Linked DNA regions of Homo sapiens: all the other regions are linked to region 3. A link is a contact called in ENCODE Hi-C or POLR2A ChIA-PET data. All regions are on one chromosome and are shown on one strand. Each heading gives the region's core, a stretch centred on a gene start or an enhancer-like site at or near the end of the contact. The rest is flanking DNA. Distances are from core to core; before and after follow the strand shown.

Evidence for each region. A loop is a pair of places that touch in the nucleus more often than their neighbours do. ChIA-PET counts read pairs that join two places held with the same protein, here RNA polymerase II (POLR2A). Pooled maps may share reads with other maps.
Region 1: a map with no recorded cell type shows a loop between it and region 3 (9-fold over the local background). The contact joins the promoter of XYLT2 here to the promoter of TOB1 in region 3. A Hi-C loop is called at or near these places in 2 of 37 single-sample maps with no recorded cell type and 8 of 50 pooled maps. POLR2A ChIA-PET finds 5 or more read pairs at or near these places in 2 of 52 experiments (CD4-positive, alpha-beta T cell and activated naive CD4-positive, alpha-beta T cell).
Region 2: a map of naive thymus-derived CD4-positive, alpha-beta T cell shows a loop between it and region 3 (8-fold over the local background). The contact joins the promoter of PPP1R9B here to the promoter of TOB1 in region 3. A Hi-C loop is called at or near these places in 2 of 168 maps with a recorded cell type or tissue (gastrocnemius medialis and naive thymus-derived CD4-positive, alpha-beta T cell), 2 of 37 single-sample maps with no recorded cell type and 9 of 50 pooled maps. POLR2A ChIA-PET finds 5 or more read pairs at or near these places in 6 of 52 experiments (Caco-2, GM10248, H1 and 3 more).

What each region holds. Positions count from the first base shown.
Region 1 is chr17:50,343,753-50,348,102 of GRCh38, reverse strand. It overlaps XYLT2 (xylosyltransferase 2), which reads right to left and starts at 1,977. Exons shown (of 11, transcript NM_022167.4): 1 at 1,828-1,977. The coding sequence starts at 1,962. RefSeq lists silencers at 561-855, 1,671-1,760, 1,831-1,930, 1,991-2,190.
Region 2 is chr17:50,147,731-50,152,517 of GRCh38, reverse strand. It overlaps PPP1R9B (protein phosphatase 1 regulatory subunit 9B), which reads left to right and starts at 1,841. Exons shown (of 10, transcript NM_032595.5): 1 at 1,841-3,375. The coding sequence starts at 2,005. LOC124904025 (a long non-coding RNA gene) reads right to left here and starts at 3,783. Exons shown (of 3, transcript XR_007065841.1): 1 at 3,691-3,783. RefSeq lists enhancers at 1,176-1,470, 4,190-4,259 and silencers at 1,481-1,570, 1,641-1,730, 2,380-2,489, 3,340-3,459.
Region 3 is chr17:50,863,134-50,867,832 of GRCh38, reverse strand. TOB1 (transducer of ERBB2, 1) reads left to right here and starts at 1,479. Exons shown (of 2, transcript NM_005749.4): 1 at 1,479-1,775; 2 at 3,670-4,699. The coding sequence starts at 3,816. TOB1-AS1 (TOB1 antisense RNA 1) reads right to left here and starts at 1,154. Exons shown (of 2, transcript NR_038458.1): 1 at 616-1,154; 2 at 1-337. RefSeq lists silencers at 1,144-1,653, 1,664-2,273 and an enhancer at 2,814-2,863.

The DNA.
Region 1 (4,350 bases), core at 728-3,227, 520 kb after region 3:
AATCGTATTCCCAATGCACAGTGCTGGGATAATAAGAGTTATTTATTTACTGACAGCTGAGCATGTGCCAGGAACTCCTGCAAGTGCTTCACAGGCATCATTTTCACTTAATCTTTATAATCACCTAACACGGGAGGTGCCATTATTATCCCCATCTTGAGGAGGGATACTGATAAGGATAAGGGAGGAGGCAAAGTGATTTGCTGGTGGTCTTCTCAGGGTCAGAGCTGGAAGAGAGTGGTGAAGTGGGTGGTCCAGCTTCAGCACTCACCTTCCCATGCACCCCGTTATGCTGCCTGGCAACCCCAGAGTCAGGTGAGGGAGCAGCTGAGGGGGTCCAAGCAGCAATGGGTGCCTGGACCGCACAAGCTTTTTCAAACATTCCAGCCCAGGATTCCCCTATTCATTCAGCCAGGAAGCTGGAGGAGGAGGTGGTGGGGGATGGGGGCGGTAGCCCAGAGTGGTCACATATTCCAGGGTCAGAGGGCTCCCTAACTGCTTTGGCAGCCCATTCCATCTTGGAATGTCCCATCTGCCCAAACAGTCTTCTTACACTGGGCCTGAAACACTCTCCTACTTGCTTGTCCTACTTGTAGGTCTACACCCCACGGATGTCACGGAGCCAGCCCCACCCCCGCCCCCACCTCCTTTTGGAGTTATGGTCTCATGTGACTCTGTTCCAGCCCCCATCACCATCCCACCCTCTGGGTTCTCCCAAAAAAAGGCAAGGGCAGCTCTTCTGTCTCCACACCAGGCCTTCCAGACTGGCGAGATGCGGTAAGGGGTCGCGGGTATCGGGGCTTGCCGGAGGACAGCAGCAGATAGAGTCTCTGACCCGGAGCCCTGGAGGCAGCAGAACAGGGGCGCTGGGGGCAGGGAGGTCCTGACCTCTGGGCCACAGCTTAGGGCTGTGGTGTGGCCTGTCCTCTCCATCTCCGCAGCACGAACCCAGACCCAATGGACCCTTCCTCACCACACCGCTGAGGTGTCTGAGCCTCCCGCTGAAACCACATCGGGGAAGAGGGAGAAAGACCCTCGAGGCAGGGACTTGGGGGCTGAGACGGCTGTTGGTTGCCCCTGCTCTGCGGCTGGGGCTCTGTTACAGTCCCCATTCCCTTAAAGCCAGAGGGCCCCTCCCTAATTCCCTAAGGTCCTGAGGCCAACTCACCAGCTCAGTTCCTCCTCTCCCTGCCCTCCGGAGACCCATCCAGGTTCTTCAAACCCCCGGCTGAGGAAGCCACACCTCGGGAATACTCCAGTTCTCTCCTTCGGCGTCACTCCCTGTTCCTTCAGTTCCCGGGTACACACTTTGTCCCAGGCCTGAATTCCACCCCCGAGCTCCCCTTCCTCACCGGCCGCTGCCCCTCGGGCTCAGCTGGGGAAGGACGCCCTGAGTCCCTTGGCCCTACTCCTCCGCCCACGGCGCGCATATCCCCGCCCCCTCCCAACTTCAGAAAGTTTGGCCTGGGGCTCCCCACCTCCGAGCAGGTTCGGGCCCAGCCCCGCCTCCCAGCCCCGCTCGCCGCGCCTGACCTTCATCGCTCCCTTGGCCGGAGACCACCCTAGCATGACCTGCTCCCCCCGCCCGACTCCCAATCCACCAGGGCCCGGGTCTCCAGGTCACGCACTGCCCCCGCGCGCAGCTCCCTAGGCCTGCTGGGGAAGGGAGTGCCGGGGGCCGGATGCTCCGCTCTGGGCGACCGCCGGCGCCCCGCACGCACGCACGCGGCCCGTGCCCCACTTCCCCGGCTGGGGCCGCCCGCAGCCCCGCCAGGACCCCGCGCGCCCCCGCGCCCGGCCTGCCCGCCCGCCCGGCCGTCGGAGCACCTCGCCCGCCTCGTCCTCCTCCAGGCCGCTGAAGCTCCACACTACCAGGCCCTGCAGCAGCAGGATGGCCAGCGCCGTGGCAATCGCCAGCTTGTAGCGCCGCACCAGCTTCTGCACTCGCGCGCTCGCCACCATCTTCCTGCCCGGGACGCGGGGCGCGCGCCCAGCCCTGCAACCCGGCCGCGAGCGCGCGCACGGGCGCGGGGCTGAGCCGCCCCCCCTCCTCCACGCCTAGGGAGGCGGGCCGGGCGCGCGCCGGGGCGGGGCCGGGGGCGGGGCCTGCGGGGCCAAAGCACGGCGCACCGCAGGCTAGGGGTGGAGCCGGGGCTCGCAACACCTTCAGTCCCGGCAGTCGCGGGCGTGGGCTTGAGCGCGTGCCTTCTGCGCTCGTGTCTCCGCCGGTGCCCCTGGCTCCCACGTGTGCTCCCCTCCACCTGGACGGCGAGCGCCTGGTGCTGGGGAGTGGAGGGTCTGCGGCACAACCTCTCTTGCCTGGTGTCGGGGGTCGTGGGCGAGTTCAGTCCCACGCGGGTAAGCTCTCGGTCCCGGGGGCCCAGGGAACGCCAGGGCTCCCAGAGACGCCGCCTTGGGAGAGGGCGTGTGAGAGCCACAGGCGTCTGCTTAAAAACCTGGAGGCCGCACCTGCGGGGCAAAGTCTAACCCCTTGACTGGCATCAGAGAGCCTTCACGAATCCTCCTTTCCGCTCTGCGCTCATCCTAAGCATCCTCAGGCCGCTCCCAGAGTCGTGGTTCTCAAACTACTCTAGCGTGTGTTGGAGTCTCTTGGAGGTCTTGATAAAACAGATTTTTAGTGCCCCTCCTCCCTCCCCCAGAGTGTCTGCTTTGGTAGGTCGGTAGTGAGGCCTAAGCATTAGAATTTTCAGCAGGTTCCCAGGTGATGCTGATGCCTTTGCTCTGGGACCAAACTTGGAGAACCAGTAGACCTCGACACATGCTGCTCCCTCTGCCAAGTCCCCACCCCCTACACCATCAGTGGCATCCTCCCTGTGCGTCCCCAGCACTGTGCAGTGAGCACCAATCATACATCCGGTCGTGACTGCTCTGGGATCTCGCCCTGCCTTGGACACCCAGCAATGCTCAAGAAATGTTGCGGAAAGCAAGCAGGGGAGGCCCAGATTCCCGTCTAACCAGCTGTCCCTAACATTTGTTTGAGAACCCGGCGTGTTCAATGAGCACCGCATTGGACAAGGTCTAAGCACCTGCGGCCTTCCCTAAGCCTGGCAGGCCCATGGAGAGAGGGAAGGCGAGAAGAGCAAAACAGTGGCCACCAAAGCAAGGTGAATCCCCAGCTGGGGAAGCCAGGCACTGGGAGGAGGAAGTCATAAAAATAGCAAACACAAGTTAGAAGGTTTAAAGGGAAGACGTTAGGAACCACTACAGAGAGGTCTGGAAAGAGAAGTGGCTTACAAAAAAAAAAGTTTGAAAAGTTAGAAGGCCATGATGGAGGGGTTTGGAAGTTGCCACAAGGTTGGGTTGATGAGAGAATTCTAAACTGATGTGTACAGGATACACAAGCATTTGATGGTACATAAATAACCTCCTTTAATCGTCTTCTGCGCTTTAGCATTTGTAATCATTCTGTTCCTCCGCGTTTGTTAAATGGGAGAATTGTAAACTATGTTTCCGACGACAGTTTGGCTACTTAAGAGAGCCTACACTTCAATGATTTTGGAAAACATCAGTTGACATCCCGGCAATTGATATGTTAATTAAATATTGATCTTGTGTGCTCATTAAATCAGATCCTCTAGGGACTTCTACCTGCCAAGAATTCCCCCCACAACAATGAAAATAGCTTTATTTTTCACTGATTATATAAGTAATAAATATCCATTATATAACATTTAAACACTAAACGAATAAGAAAAAAAGTAAAAGTCACCTACAATCCCACCCCTTAAGATGATCATCATTAACATTTTAGTGGCTATCCTTTCCTTTCCTTTCCCCCATTTCTCTCTTTTTTTTTTTTTTTTTTTTGAGACGGAGTCTGCTCTGTTGCCCAGGCTGGAGTGCAGTGGCGCGATCTCGGCTCACTGCATGCTCTGCCTCCCAGGTTCACGCCATTCTCCTGCCTCAGCCTCCCAAGTAGTAGCTGGGACTACAGGCGCCCACCACCACGACTGGCTAATTTTTTTTTTTTTTGTATTCTTAGGAGAGACGGGGTTTCACCGTGTTAGCCAGGATGGTCTCAATCTCCTGACCTCATGATCTGCCCACCTCAGCCTCCCAAAGTGTTGGGATTACAGGCGTGGCCACCGCGCCTGGCTTTTTTTTTTTTTTTTTTTTTTTTTTTTTTTTTTTGAGTCTCGTTCTGCCACCCAGGGTGGAGTGCAGTGGTACAATCCCGGCTCACTGCAACCTCTGCCTCCCGGATTCAAGAAATTCTCCTGCCTTGGTCTCCCGAGTAGCTGGGGTTATAGGTGCGCGCCACCATGCCCGGCTTATTTTTGTATTTTTAGTAGAGACGGGGTTTCACCATGTTGGCCAGGCTATTCTCAA
Region 2 (4,787 bases), core at 592-3,091, 720 kb after region 3:
TCACTTCCGGCTCTAGCTCACAACCTAGATCTTCCCTCTTCCTTAGCACCAGCCTCAGGATCAGTCCTGCGGTTCCTGGCCCCTCCCGATCCCAATATCCAGGGTTCCCAGGCGGCTTCCCCACACCCCATCCCCCACGCTGTACTCTAAGCTCTTTTGCACATGGTAACGCGTTAATATCCCACAAAACCCACACACACCCCTGCAGTGGAGTGGTAGGAGGGCTCCCTTTGCCAGCCCTTCCAGGCCAGGGGGGAGAGAGTGGGAGATTAGGAAAAGGAGGAAGAGGATGGAGGGGAAGAGGGCGGGGGAGGAGGCAGAGGCCGCAGAAAGGCCTGAGATGCAGGAAGCAGCTGGGAGTGGGGGGAGGCTTTGTGCCTGAGTTGTTCTCTGGGTCCTAGGGCCCATTGTGTTCACCAGTTTCTGGGATGTGTGGAATGAACCAGCTCACCTGGACCTGTCCAGAGGGCGGACTCTCACACCCAGGGCCCAGGCAGCGCCAGCACCCTAGCTGTGTATGCGGGGGGTGCAGAGGGCATCAAACAGCTTTCTGGGTTGCCAGGACAGGGGATGTGTAAGTCACTGTCACCCTCCCCACCCCCCCACCCCAACCGGAACACAGTGGCCAGGATCCTTTAAATCAGAGACCCAAGTTAGAGCTCTCACTGGCGAAACTTTGGCCCCAGGCCTCTCGAATTCCTGCTCCCAAACCCTTCCTTCCGGTTTGAGAGGCAGGAGTGCCAGGGTAGGGGCCTGAAGACGGGTGCACAGCAGACAGGCGACAGGACATCCTTTCCAGACTTCGGCAGTTTTGGTGATCCCCTGCTACTTGGATGACGGGGTTCACCTCCTTTCTTCACCACCCCTCCCCCACCATCGAAAGGTCACCAGCGCTGGACCAAGGTTTCACACCTCCAAGGGGGCCAAAGATTGCCTGTAGTGAAGTGTTAAAATGCAGATTCCTGGGTTCAGCCTCGGAGATTCTCCTTCACAAGGTTCGAGAGAGATCCCAGAAATCTGCATTTTTACCAAGTGCCCAGCGATTCTGATGCTAAAGGCTTGAAGCACACCGAAGAGCTAGCTCCGAGGACACTGAAGAATGAACCTCTGCCCCTCCCTACAAACCCCCTCCCCTCACACTGAGACCATCGTGGATGTACTGCCTCCCCCCAATATTTCATGGAGGTGCGGTTCTGTGGGTTGTGACCGCAGTCAGAAGTTGTGATGGAAGCAGGTTGAAGAGTGCTGGCCAACGTCCGGGGGCAGCGGAAGGCTCTCCGCGAGGGCTGGGGAGGGGAGGGGATCCGTTCGGGTGGAGGGGAAGGGGAGGGCTCACAGGCTCCGGCCCCGGAAATCCGATCCCTTTAGGACCCAGAGGTGCCAGTCCCCCAGCGGCGGCTGCGAGAAGGGCAGCCGCTCGGTCTCCGGCAGCCGCCGCTCGGGCAAAGCCAGAGAAAGACCGAGGCTCGGGGCACGGGGGGGAGGGAGGGAGGGAGGGAGGCGCGGCGGCGGAGCGGCCCGGGCCGGCGGAGCAGCCATGGGCGTTGGGGTGCCGGGCCCCCCGAGAGCCGAGGCCTCCGGCCGGACTGGGGGACGCCCGGGCTGCCAGCCCCGCTGACACCGTCTCGGACGATGTGAGCCGGCGACACCGCGGCTGCTTCGCGGGCAGGGCGCGCGCTCCCACCGGCCCCAGACGCCGCTTTGCTAATTTGGGTGGGGGCGACCGTACCAGGCCGCTCGGGCTTTTGAAGCGGGGCTGGCTGTCTTCGGCAGCTTGATTGGGGGAGGCGACCCACACACAGGGCGCTTGGAGATTTTTTTTTTTTCATTTTTTTTTTTAAAGCGGGATTAACTGTTTTTGGCAGCTTGGTTTTGGGGGGACCCTAAAAAAGGCCTTCGGGGTTTCTTTTATCGGGGGGAGGGGGCGGTGGTCCCGACTTGGCCAGCCGCCTGTTGAAGCGGGGGAGCGGGGAGCAGGGGCATGCGAACCCGGCTCCCCCCACCATGATGAAGACGGAGCCACGGGGGCCCGGGGGTCCCCTCCGGAGCGCCTCCCCGCACCGCAGCGCCTACGAGGCGGGCATCCAGGCGCTGAAGCCGCCCGACGCGCCCGGGCCCGACGAGGCACCCAAGGGGGCCCACCACAAGAAATATGGCTCCAACGTCCACCGCATCAAAAGTATGTTCCTGCAGATGGGCACGACGGCGGGGCCCTCGGGCGAGGCGGGCGGCGGCGCGGGCCTGGCCGAGGCCCCACGGGCGTCCGAGCGCGGCGTGCGCCTGTCGCTGCCGCGGGCCAGCAGCCTGAACGAGAACGTGGACCACAGCGCCCTGCTGAAGCTGGGCACCAGCGTGTCGGAGCGCGTGAGCCGCTTCGACTCCAAGCCCGCGCCCTCCGCGCAGCCTGCGCCGCCGCCGCACCCGCCGTCCCGGCTGCAGGAGACGCGGAAGCTGTTCGAACGGAGCGCCCCAGCGGCCGCAGGCGGCGACAAGGAGGCCGCGGCGCGGCGGCTGCTGAGGCAGGAGCGCGCCGGCCTGCAGGACCGGAAGCTGGACGTCGTGGTGCGCTTCAACGGCAGCACCGAGGCGCTGGACAAGCTGGACGCTGACGCCGTGTCCCCCACGGTCAGCCAGCTCAGCGCCGTCTTCGAGAAGGCCGACTCGAGGACCGGCCTCCACCGCGGGCCCGGGCTCCCCAGGGCCGCAGGGGTTCCCCAGGTCAACTCGAAGCTGGTCAGCAAGCGGTCCCGGGTGTTCCAGCCCCCGCCGCCGCCGCCGCCCGCCCCGTCGGGGGATGCCCCGGCCGAGAAAGAGCGATGCCCCGCAGGGCAGCAGCCCCCGCAGCACCGAGTGGCCCCTGCCCGGCCGCCCCCCAAGCCCCGGGAGGTGCGCAAGATTAAGCCGGTGGAGGTGGAGGAGAGCGGGGAGTCGGAGGCCGAGTCGGCGCCCGGGGAGGTGATCCAGGCCGAGGTTACGGTCCACGCGGCCCTGGAGAATGGCAGCACCGTGGCAACTGCAGCCAGCCCCGCGCCCGAGGAGCCAAAGGCCCAAGCGGCCCCGGAGAAGGAGGCGGCGGCGGTAGCGCCGCCAGAGAGGGGGGTGGGCAATGGCCGGGCCCCGGACGTGGCCCCTGAGGAGGTAGATGAATCCAAGAAGGAGGACTTCTCGGAGGCGGACTTGGTGGACGTGAGCGCCTACAGTGGGCTCGGGGAGGACTCTGCGGGCAGTGCCCTGGAGGAGGACGACGAAGACGACGAGGAGGATGGGGAGCCCCCCTACGAGCCCGAGTCGGGGTGCGTGGAGATCCCGGGGCTGTCGGAGGAGGAGGACCCAGCCCCGAGCCGGAAGATCCATTTCAGCACGGCGCCCATCCAAGTAAGTGAGCCCCCCCGCCCTGCCCCCGCGCCGCCCCTGCCACGTGCACGCGGCCGCCCCCGCTCGCCAGCCAGCCAGCCGGGTTTGGCAGGCTGAGTCAGCCCCTGCCACCCAGCCCCCTTCCCAGAAGTTCCCACCCTCAGGGGGGCGTGGGGGAGTTCCAGCTGTTTGTCAGAGAGGGATTTTCAGGTGTGCGAGGGGGGTGGCCTGCCCCGACCTGCCCTCAGGTTCCTCCGCCTGCTGCCCCGCCCCGCCGCTCCGCGGAACCCGCCCTGCCCCACGCGGGTCCTGGGACACCTGCTTTCCCTTCCTCACCCGGACATTCCTTCCTCCAGAGGCTGCCAGAGGCTGGGGTTGGGTAGTGTGAAGGGGTGTGTGTGTCTTCAGGAGAGACATTTGCCCTTCACTGGGTAGAGAGGGGGCCGGGGTGCTTTCCCCCTGTATGGGAGCTGGATGAGGTGAGAAAGGGGAAAGCCAGGAACTTCTCAAAACGAAGCTGCAGGGGACCGCAGGCAGCCCTTCCTCTATTCTGTTTGTACCCCCACCCCAACTTTGCAGAAGTGAAAGAGGGAAGCAGATCGTGAGGGTGAGCTGGTCTGTGGCCATGTGACTGGCTGGCGCCGTGTTCCCTGGGGGTCCCTGCAGGCCAGCTGCCCGGTCCTCCTTGCACAGGGAGGGGCACTTTGTGTGGTCCTTGATGGGGAGAGGCCTTCTGCAGGCATGGAGGAGGAGGAGGTGGGGCTGGGATCCCCCTGGGTGCCTGGCAGTAGTGGGCATGCCTTTACTCTTGGCTGCTCAATAGGACAGACTCCCATGGCCTTGGCAGGCCCCAAGTGTTCTTGCCACATTCTCTGGGAGCCCTGAAAGAGGGATGGGAGCTGCCCCTTTTGGGGGTCTCATCCCCACGGCCACTATTGGTGGTTGGTTTGTGGGTTGTGCCAGAGCTTTGAGATCCTCAGAACAGCCCTGATGGGGAGGGAACATCCCCTGGGGGGAATCAAAAACCCCAGGCCACCCCTCCCCCCACTTCCCACCACCCTCCACTCTTGGCTAGCACATTCAGCCTGCAGGGTTCTTCCTCACCGCCCCAGGCTCAGCTGCACCCGGCCCCAGGTCCGCCCCATGGAAGTGTCCAGGTCCCTGGACTCTCCTTGGCCTGGACCCTGCCCTGCCTTTACCCTTCCCTAGCCAAAGCACCATCTGTTTGCTTGTCGTTTCCATAACTACTCCTGGACTCTGAAGCTTCCCAACTTTCCTCTCACTCGCCCAGAATGTCAGCCTCTGCCCCTCTCCCACCTCCCACCCCAGCAAGAGGCCTGAAAGGTTAAAAGTGAGTGGCTCTCAGGCCAGCCTCTCCCCTGGGCTGGGACCTGCGGGGTCCTCTCCCAACCCCTTTCCCCTCCTGAAGGCAG
Region 3 (4,699 bases), core at 230-2,729:
GCCCGCCCCGTAGACACCCTACTCCTCGGTGAGCTGCGGTTTAACTTCCTTATAGCAGGTTGAGAGTGCAGGCCCCAACGTTTGGAGGGGAAGGCGGCGCCCCAACTGGTGTTTTTCCAGGAAGTGCTCCAAGAATGGAGAGGAGAGGGGAAAGGGGAAAGGGGAAGGCCAGGCGATGGGCGTTTCATTCATTGCTTCTTTCTCCCCGTCCCCTCCTTCGCTCCCCCCAGACTTTCCCCTTTTCCCAGTCCGAGTTTGACGTCGGTCTCCTGGATACCAGGCAGCCAATCGCCTCGTTGCGAAGGGACCAGCGCAGCCAATCAGGCGTCGTTGCTACCTGTGAGTAATATTTTTAGCTGAGAGGGACGCTCGATTCCACTCCCGATGTAATTTCGTGTATTTCTCTGGGGCAGGTTGTGAAAAAGGCACTTACCCGCCCCCCACCACGAGTCCCTCTCTTACCCCACTCCCTAGGTACCCGCACATATTTCAGCCAAGAATGATCTTAAACGCGCTTTACAAGCAGGCACCGCGTTTATTCTGTGCACCTGCGATCCAGCAAGCCCTAGAAATGCACGCATGCGTGTGTGTGTAGACATGGACACAGATACATACGCAGTTTGGCCTCGTGTCGCCACACTCTGGGCACGGCGTGGGCTGGGACATTTGGAATAAACGGATCCGAGTCGCAGCCGGGGTCGCACCGGGAGGCCTGAGGCTGCGGAAGCAGTTAAACTGCCGGCGGGGCGGGAGCTGTGGCGGCCTCCCTTCCCCACCCCCAGCCCGGCTCCACGTCTTTGGGTTCTGCAGCTGCCACTCTCTGGGTGGCGGTTGGCCTAGGCCTTGGGGTGATTAATATTCAATTAATCGGGTGCACAAGTCCCGGTCACAGTTTGCCCTTTCTCTACCCCGCCCCTGGGGTGGGCTGGAGGCCGATTTGGTAGCTATTCCACGAGCAGGATCCTCCTTGGCCGCAGACCCCCGCGGAGAGGGCACTTTCTGGGTACTCTTGCCGCTCCTCCAGCCCCGGTTCTCCTGAGCCGCTTCGCCACCAGCTTCGTCCCCCTCCCCCTCTGCCCGGCGCTCTCCGCCTAAACCGGGCGTCAGCCGCCCTACCCCACCCCTTTCTCTCTCATTGGCACGTCTGCCCCCACAGTCCCTTTCCAGACGTTCTCTTCATTCCGTCCCCAGTGCTCCGATCGTCGGTTCATTGGCCCTCCTGGAGCCCGGAGGGTGCGGCTTCCCCACCCCTGCGTCCGCCGCGCGTCCGGACAGGGGCAGGCGGGACTTGGCCAATGGCGTCGGGGGGCAGGGCAGGGGCGGAGCCGGCCGGCGGGGGACCGGGGTGCCGGGCGGGGAGCGCGGGGAATGGCTGCGCCGCCGGAGCTGTGTGACGCGGAGCGGGCGCGCGCACCCCGACGGAGGGGATGGGGGCGGGGAGGAGGCCATAAAACGAGAGGCGGGGCGCGCGCCGCGGCAGAAGGAGCGAAGCTCTGGCCCGGCGTGTAGCGGGCGCACTACGGGGACGCTGGGCCGGGCACCGGGCTGTGTGGAGAAGTGAGCGCGCTCGTCTGACCCCCGTGCCCGCCACCCCGAGCCACTAACGGCGATCTCCCAAGGCCTGCCCGAGGCCTCTGTCCTCTGTCCTCAGCCCCGCAGCGGCAACGTCTTGCACTCGGCGAGCTCGCCGCTCCCGACCCTCCCGCGCCCCCGCCCTGCCGCGCTGCTCCCCGCCCAGCCGCGGGTCTGTGGTCCAAGCCGCCCCGAAGCAGCCCGTAAGTATCTCGGGGCGCCGGGCGGGGTCGGCGAGGAGACGGGAGCCCCGGGCCCAGGCGGCGGAGGAGGGGCTGCAGCGGCGTCGAGCCCTGGGCCCTCGGGAGCTCGGGGACGGCGGGGTCGCGGCCCTGGGCGCCGAGGGGGCAGCGCCAGGACCCGAGGGGAGCGGCTCCGAGGGGCCGCCGGCGCGTCGGGCTCGTCCTGGGCAGTTGGCCGGGGACGGGCGGCCCGGGGCGAGCTGACGGGAATTGGGGGGTTGGGGTGCCCGGAGGAGCGACGAGCTCGCGGTGGAACGCTGGGGTTCGAGGGGCCGGTGGCCGCGAGGCTGAAAATGGTGCCGAGGAACCGGTGCTCCCCCAGGCTCTGGCCGGCTCCCAGGAGCCCGGGGCGGGGGCCACGGGGCGGGGAGCAGCGGGTCGGGTTACGGCGGGGGAGGGGAGCGGCTGACCCGGCGCCCCGACCTGCTCGGTGCTGGGTGCCCAGCCGGGAGAGGTTGCTCTTCCATTTCCCGGGCCTTCCTCCTCCTTCTCCGAGGAGGCTCGTACTCTCTTCCTCCTCCACCTCCACCTCCTCTTGCTGTTGCTGCTGCTGTAGCGCTTGGGCTCCGAGGGCTGTGAGCAGAAATCTAATGAGATCTAACTGGCTGTTTATGTAATTCTTCACACTCCTGCCTGTCTTAAGGCGTTGCTTTGTAACTACCTTCCACCGAGCCTGAATTTCGCTCGGCTGCACCTTCAAGCAATTGGGCTTAATCAGCTGCCTCTGCCGGCACTCAGGCTTTTGACTTGGAAAGTGTTTGTAGTTTGGGGGCAGCCAGAGATTCTTTTTCCCTTTGTCACCACGAATATGGAAAATAGAACAGACGAATTAAGACCAACTTGATTTTTAAACGTACTTTTAAATCAACTTCAGTGTGCAAATAGATCCCTTTCGCAAATATCTTCTGTTTGCCCTTGATCTTTTCTTATCCCCACCCAGTGCTGATCCAGCAAACGTTTAAAGGTCGACCTTACCATACTTGCCTCTCCGGCTGTTACCGTGAGAGGGAGGGAGGGAGAGAGGGACAGACGGAGGTTTTTTAAAATCAGACTAAAACTCAGAAACCCTGGCCTTAAACAGAATAATCAATAGTTTTAATTTGTGTCTTTGCTTTTGTTATACTTGCTGCCGAATAGGTATTTTCAGATTTAGAAAAATACACATTGAAAACAAAAGGCCCAGAGAAGCTGGATTTTATTATATTGTATGCTCTTAGTATACTTAAGGCCGAAACTATATAGAATAATTTGGTTCATAATTATTTACTAGGATGAAGTTCATTTAGTACTCAGTGTCTTTAATTTTAGCATCATGTACTATGGAAATTAAAATGATCTTCCTAACGTAACCAAATTTTTAAATGTCAGTGACAGAGCAGATTTAAACAGTATATATCCAAAGTAAACTAAAACATGGATTCACTTCTAAGTTGGTGAATAACAATAAAAATTACTACCTAAAAGTGGCATCTATATATATGGGGGTGGGGGGAGGATGCTGAGTACAATAAATATTCTTGTGAGAACTGAGGAGAGAAGAATGCATGTTCTAGAGATTTTTCTTCTTAGAACTCTATTCAGAAACAGGTTTTTAAAAGCATTATTTCATTTGTAAATCTACATTTTCCTGTGTCATTTTAAACTTTAATAAACGATTTTCTATTTTATGTTTATTTTGTGCTAGTAACAGTTTTCAGGCTTTCTGTCCTAGTAGACATTTTCTTTTTCTTTTTATCCTTAGCAGACTAACACAGGATCTTAGACATTTTGAAAGGTGAAATTACTTTGGAGGGGGGAAGGTCATGGGACTTATATTACATTTATCTTATTTGGATATGTTTGCTTTTGTTTTAAGGAACAAGATCACTCAAGGTGAAGGATAATCTACTAATACCAGCACTTTGAATGAAAATTTGTTTCTCTGCCACAAACTGAACATCTTTTTTTTTTTTTTTTTTTTTTGGTGGGGGAGTTGAAACCTAATTTTGTGGCGTAGCAGCTATGCAGCTTGAAATCCAAGTAGCACTAAATTTTATTATTTCGTATTTGTACAATAAGCTTCCCAGGAGACGTGTCAACATTTTTGGTGAAGAACTTGAAAGACTTCTTAAGAAGAAATATGAAGGGCACTGGTATCCTGAAAAGCCATACAAAGGATCGGGGTTTAGATGTATACACATAGGGGAGAAAGTGGACCCAGTGATTGAACAAGCATCCAAAGAGAGTGGTTTGGACATTGATGATGTTCGTGGCAATCTGCCACAGGATCTTAGTGTTTGGATCGACCCATTTGAGGTTTCTTACCAAATTGGTGAAAAGGGACCAGTGAAGGTGCTTTACGTGGATGATAATAATGAAAATGGATGTGAGTTGGATAAGGAGATCAAAAACAGCTTTAACCCAGAGGCCCAGGTTTTTATGCCCATAAGTGACCCAGCCTCATCAGTGTCCAGCTCTCCATCGCCTCCTTTTGGTCACTCTGCTGCTGTAAGCCCTACCTTCATGCCCCGGTCCACTCAGCCTTTAACCTTTACCACTGCCACTTTTGCTGCCACCAAGTTCGGCTCTACCAAAATGAAGAATAGTGGCCGTAGCAACAAGGTTGCACGTACTTCTCCCATCAACCTCGGCTTGAATGTGAATGACCTCTTGAAGCAGAAAGCCATCTCTTCCTCAATGCACTCTCTGTATGGGCTTGGCTTGGGTAGCCAGCAGCAGCCACAGCAACAGCAGCAGCCAGCCCAGCCGCCACCGCCACCACCACCACCACAGCAGCAACAACAGCAGAAAACCTCTGCTCTTTCTCCTAATGCCAAGGAATTTATTTTTCCTAATATGCAGGGTCAAGGTAGTAGTACCAATGGAATGTTCCCAGGTGACAGCCC